2 separate regions of the Homo sapiens genome follow, and region 2 is linked to region 1. Evidence: chromatin contacts called from ENCODE Hi-C or POLR2A ChIA-PET data. All regions are on one chromosome and are shown on one strand. The core of a region is the stretch at or near the end of the contact, and the rest is flanking DNA. Distances in the headings are between cores, read along the strand shown. Region 1 holds the start of GPR148 (G protein-coupled receptor 148). Region 2 has its middle 12 kb from the start of ARHGEF4.

The links. A loop is a pair of places that touch in the nucleus more often than their neighbours do. ChIA-PET counts read pairs that join two places held with the same protein, here RNA polymerase II (POLR2A). Pooled maps may share reads with other maps.
Region 2: a loop to region 1 is called in a map of naive thymus-derived CD4-positive, alpha-beta T cell, with 9 times the contacts of the local background. The contact joins the enhancer-like site here to the promoter of GPR148 in region 1. A Hi-C loop is called at or near these places in 2 of 168 maps with a recorded cell type or tissue (both naive thymus-derived CD4-positive, alpha-beta T cell) and 10 of 50 pooled maps. POLR2A ChIA-PET finds 5 or more read pairs at or near these places in 3 of 52 experiments (CD4-positive, alpha-beta memory T cell, OCI-LY7 and WTC11).

The regions. Positions count from the first base shown.
Region 1 is chr2:130,727,677-130,730,376 of GRCh38, reverse strand. GPR148 (G protein-coupled receptor 148) reads right to left here and starts at 1,307. Exons shown (of 1, transcript NM_207364.2): 1 at 41-1,307. The coding sequence starts at 1,225. The coding sequence ends at 182. RefSeq lists enhancers at 1,578-2,156, 2,157-2,700 and a silencer at 2,505-2,674.
Region 2 is chr2:130,823,438-130,826,137 of GRCh38, reverse strand. No RefSeq gene overlaps it. Among named protein-coding and RNA genes, the nearest start is that of ARHGEF4, 12 kb to the left of the region's middle. RefSeq lists enhancers at 1-448, 1,471-1,630, 1,791-1,840, 1,603-2,180, 2,181-2,700. Within about 2 kb of position 1,322, at least 3 of the 41 ENCODE cell types and tissues checked have a DNase peak (open chromatin) inside an H3K27ac peak, as active enhancers do.

The sequences.
Region 1 (2,700 bases), core at 58-2,557:
ATAAGAGAGCTTTCTCTACTTAAAAACTGTCAAAATGGTGAAAATCATCAGTTGAGGTCTTCTGAAAGGCCCAATTCCACTATTATATTGTGCTGTTCTAAGAAGTTAGTCATAAGTGGACACTGCTGCATTCAACATATGATTTTTAACCTCAGCTTGCCAGACTGTGGACTCAAGAACTCTAGGAAATGGTAAAGATGGCCTGGTGCCTCCTGGATGGGAGGTGGCCCCGGACCATGCCCAACAGCTGCCGGTAGCGGAGCAGGTACAGGTATGTGAGCATGGCACGGGGAAGCATCATGAGTACCTCACTGTTAGCTGCCAGGAGCCATGTGTGAGTCCCAGAGTCAATGTGGTGGTACCTGGTCAGCACCATGTCCAGGGAGAACACCACCCCTGTGCTCACGTACAATGTGATCAGCACTGAGTGGATCAGCAGGGTGCCCCTGGCCCGGGAATAGCCCTGCCCCCAGATGCCTGAAGTCTTGGCCTCTGCATAGATCCTCCAGAAACAGTTGGCAATGAGAGCTGTGCAGAGGAACAGAACGCACAGAATGGAGGTGTAGGTAACAATGACCAGGAGGCCACATCCCGGCTGGGTGCCCATGCTTGGTGGTAGGATGTATGAAGCTCCTTGCTCCTCCAGCTGGGCATCCTGCCACTTGCTGAGCCAAATAAGGAATGTGGGGAAGCAGCAGGCCACCAGCCAGATGAGGGCCACTGCCTTCCAGGCAGCCCCATGGGACATGAAGGAGAGGTAGCGCAGTGGATGGATGACTGCCAGGTAGGTGTGCAGCACAATGGCGGTGAAGGACAGGATGGTGCTGGTGCAGGCGGCGAAGACAGCATCAGTGAGAATGCCACAGGCCATGCGGCCCAGCTCCCAGCCACCCAGGCTGCTGGAGGAGATGAGCATGTGGAGGAGAATGTAGGCCAGGTCTGAGAGCAGGATGTTAGCCGGGAGCAGGTAGTGGGGCTCCTGTCGCAGCCGTTGGTTCCGCAGGATGGTCACCAGCAGCAGGGGGCTGACAGCCAGTGTGGCTGCAGCCAGCAGGCTTGAGGGAAGGAAAAGCCAGTACAGCATGGAGCTGGGCACCCTGAGGTCCCCCAGGCCCAAGGAAGTGTTGCTGGCTGCTTGGGGCATGCAGGGTGTCTTGCTGATGAGCTGGATCAGGGCCGGCCAAGCTGTAGTGCCCACAGGGCAAGGTGCCAGCTCATCCCCCATGCTTCCTGGCAGGGATGGCTGGCTTTGTCACAGGTTGTTGATTCTGCACCTGCCTTGAGTGTTGATCTGCCCCACAGGGGTCCTGATGGCACCACTCCTCTGTAGAGATGCCAGGCTCGGGCAGGCCTTAGGAATGACTGCTTAATAAAGATAAAAAAACCAATGTGAATTCAGACTCACACCTGGCTTCCTGCATTCACATCTCTGCAACTGTGCAGCTGCATGTGCGTGGGTAGACATAACAGATCATCCCACTGCCACCATTTTGCAGTCACTGACCCCTCCAGAAGTGTCCCCTATCTCAGTGGCCCCCAAACCTGTCTGCTTGGCTCACAGGGAGTGTGCAATGGATTCTCACCACACTGGATTATATTCCGGGCTGCCCTCCTAGAAAGGAAGGAGCAGCTGTCTGGAACTAGGATCGCTGGGCTGTAGACCTGGTCTGACCTCTGTCGAGCTAGAGGCTCAGCAAATTGGACCAGGCTGGAGGGGCCTGGGCGCACTCACATTTCCTCACAGAGCCTTGGGTATGGTCTCCAGCTCAGGGTGACCCTGTGCATGCGTGTGAGTGTGACTCCTACACCCCTTCCACTCAGGGCTCCATGTGAGTATTCGGTGCCCCCAAAATCTCAGCTGACTTGTGGGGTCGCTGTGTGGTAGAAACGTCCCTTCCTCTGGGGAGGAGGAGGCCTGGCAGGCAGAGACCTCATAGGAGCTAGTGGGGAGGAATGGAAGGCAGGTTCCCCAGGCACCTGGCTTGTCGGGGGTGGGGTGAGCTCAGTCAGAGCCAGTGGCCAGGGTGGCTGTTGGTGTTTGGGGATCCAGTTCAAGTGAACAAGCTCTCCCGCTCTCTCGAGGTGTTGGCTGCGTGGCCTTGAAAAGCTTTGTTCCAGTTTCCTTATCTGTGAAACACGAATGCCAACCACACTGACCTCAGGGAAACGTTGCGGAAGCCCAGAGGTAAGGGACTCAGCACAGTGCATAGCCTGAAGTAAATGCTGAGTCAATGTTAGCTCTCCCACCTACAGCATCCTCCGAGGCTCGGTCCCCTCTGCCCACAGATCCCTGTCATCACTGCAGAACGGGCTGCACTTGGCTGCTGGCAGCCTGAGACCCCTGCCCAACACCCACCGCCGGCCTGGCAGACTGCTCCAGAAGGCAGGAGCCGCGTGGGAACAGGCAGGATATTTTTAGGGCCAGGAAGAGGCAGAAATTTCAGACTCTGGGTGTGAGACCACGTCCACTGCTGCCCAGGGACCATGCTCGTCACAGCCCGAGACCACGTCCACCGCAGCCCAGGGACCACGCCCAGAACCGCCCCTGACCACGTCCGCCGCAGCCCGGGGACCACGCCCGCCGCAGCCCGGGGCCACGCCCACCACAGCCCCGGACCACCATCATCGCAGCCCTGGGACCACGCCCTCCATAGCCCAAGGCCACGCCCATCACAGCCAAAGACCACGCCCAGAACAGCC
Region 2 (2,700 bases), core at 73-2,572, 96 kb before region 1:
GGTGATGGCGAGTGTGGAGCGGTCCTGGGGGCTTCCAGGGTGCGGCAGCAACAGAAGTGGAGCCTGACCCGTGGGGCAGGGCCCCCGAGGAGAGACCGAGAGCACCTCAGACTCCCGGCTCACGGGAGAGGACCCTAAAGGGGGACACGGGGGCAGCAGGCCAGCCTGGGAGCCAGGGCCAGGCTGGGGCGGGGAGAGGATGGCTGGGCCGGAAGGCGCCAGTCTCCAGGGTGACGCTGGTCTCAAAGCAAGAGGCCAGAATGGGCTTTTGTGTGCAGCAGATGGGGGGAGTGTGTTCCCAGGGGAGAAAGGGGTGGAGGCAGGAGCGGGCAGCAGGAAAGAAAGGACCATAAAACATGGCAGGGATGCCCGCCTTGCACCCTCACTAGGCAACAAATGGCTTTTACCCCAGGCCTAGGCCAGGGGCTGCACGCTCTGAATAGGGGACTGACTGGGGGCTCTGGGGCCTGAGAGAAGCACCCCATTGGGGTGGAACAGGTTTGCAGGCCTGCAGCCTTGTTCCCACGGCAGGACCTTCTCCCTCCTGGGTGAGAGGCAGGAGACGGCCAGGTGTAGTCGAAGGAAGAGTGATTCAGAGCCAGAAGCCCAGTTCTCTGAGCTGCAGACTCACCCTGCACTGTGGGCCTGCCCAGGCTGTGGATTCTGTGAATTCTGTGTCCCATCTCAGGGGCAGGCCTGGCTCTGAAGGGGAGCATTGGTTCTCGGGGGGTGGCCCTGCCTGACCCTGGCCCCACCTGTCTGTGTTTCAAGGTGAGGCCACTCGGGGTGGGCGAGGGCTCCTTTGATGGGCAGACAGCATGAGGGAGGGCGTCTTTTGAGGGGGACACTGCAGCGGGGCAGTGTCCTGCATGCTAGGCCTGGTGCCCACACATACCCGCTTTCTGAAAAAGGGGCTGAGGAGCCTGCCTGTGGGGAGGAGGTGAGGACCCCTCAGAAACCTCCAGGATTTCTCTCAGACCCCAGCGAAAGGCTTGTGCTGGGCCAGCCTTTGTGGGATGGGGGTCCCAGCCCCATCTCCCTTGTAGGATAGGCTGCAGGCTGAGCCAGAGCTCAGTGCTTTGGTGCAAAACCTGGGCAGGGGATGGGCAGGCAGCCCTGCAGCATGGCCCACCCACCACAAGGTGACCCCTGAACATTGCACCCGGAGAAGCTTCATCCTGTGACCTATGCCAGCCTGTGGGATGGACACTGGGTCCCTGTGCTTGGGACCCAGGCCAAGGAAGCTCTGAACAATGGGATATGCAGGGAGAAATCAGTTCGCAGACCCGCGGTGCCTGGCTCCTGGCCACTGCGATTGTGTGCCTGTGTGAGACGCCTTTACAGAGGGCACAGTGCATGCATGCATGTGTGTGTGTGTGTGTGTGTGTGTGTGTGTGTGAATCACTCCTGCTTACATACAAAACCTCAGAGCTCAAGCAAAACAAAAAGACTGAATGAGACCCATCCCACGAGGGGCACTTGAGAGCCTTTGCCTCTTGGTGACTCATCTCCCACAGGCAGCAGGAAACAAAAGAGATTCAGGGGTTTCCCCACAGTGTGTGTTTACGTCATTGTGAATCAATTATCTTCCACATGAAACATCACAATTTTCAAAATAGGAAGCAGTTTAGCAGATGTGTGTGAGTTCACAAGAACCTTTGGTTTTCACTGAAGAAACAGTCCTGGTGGATGGGCTGTAGCTGCCTGGGATGTCCTGTTCTATGTGTGTGTGCAGGCCCTTTGGGCAGCGTGGGGTGCTGGCCGCAGAGTGCACTGAGCTGGGACAGCTAGGCGCTGGCTGACCCTGTGACGGCTGCTCTCCAGGGGCCCAGATGCGTGGGTTCCCACTGTAGGCCAGGGACGGAGTAGCACTTCACCTGCTTCAGTGGCCCATTTCACAGATGAGGCCACAGAGGCTCAGAAATTACCCCCTCCAAAGTGTCAGGATTCAAACTGCATGAAGAGAGGTGTTTGCTGAATCCAAGAGGGGGCAGTCATGGGGATCTCTTGGGGGTCAGCCAGGTCACTGAGGCCCAGTGTGGCTGTGTGTGGCCATGGGGGAGTGCAGCTGGGACTGAGTGGTTGGAGGAAAGGCCCAGGGCATGTCCCCGCCCGACTACAGGAACATGCTGGGCAGGCGGGGACTGCAGGGCCAGGGCCAGCCTGTGGTTGTGACTGTAAGTCCCCCTCACCTGGGATCTGGGACCACAGGCCTCCCACATGGTCTCAGAAGGTCCCTTGGGGAACGGGGGGATTGAATGGGCGTTGTGAGTGAGCAAACGTGAAGCAGGGACTCCGGGCCTGACAGCGCTGGCTGCTCTCTTGGCCATCCTCCCCAGATGTACCGTCCCAGGTGTATTAAGTCCGCAAATCCAGGAAATGGCAGAGCCAGGACTTCCCCGGGCCCAGGGTGACCCCAAAGGCTCATAATGTGGTGCTAGAGACCAAGGGGAGTGACACCAGCTCAGGCACTGGGAGCATCACAGTGAGAGGCAGGCGGCACAGACCTGGCAAAGGAAGACAGAGCTAAGGAGAGGCCGGCCTAGCTCCCCACACAGATGTCACCTGGAAATGTGGTGACAACTCCATGACCCAGCAGGAGGAATTCTGGCCCCTGCACAGGAAGCTCAGAGCCAGAGGGGCCACCAAGGGGGTTTTCTCTGCTCCCTCGCAGCCAGACCCCAGTGTCTTCCAGGGGAG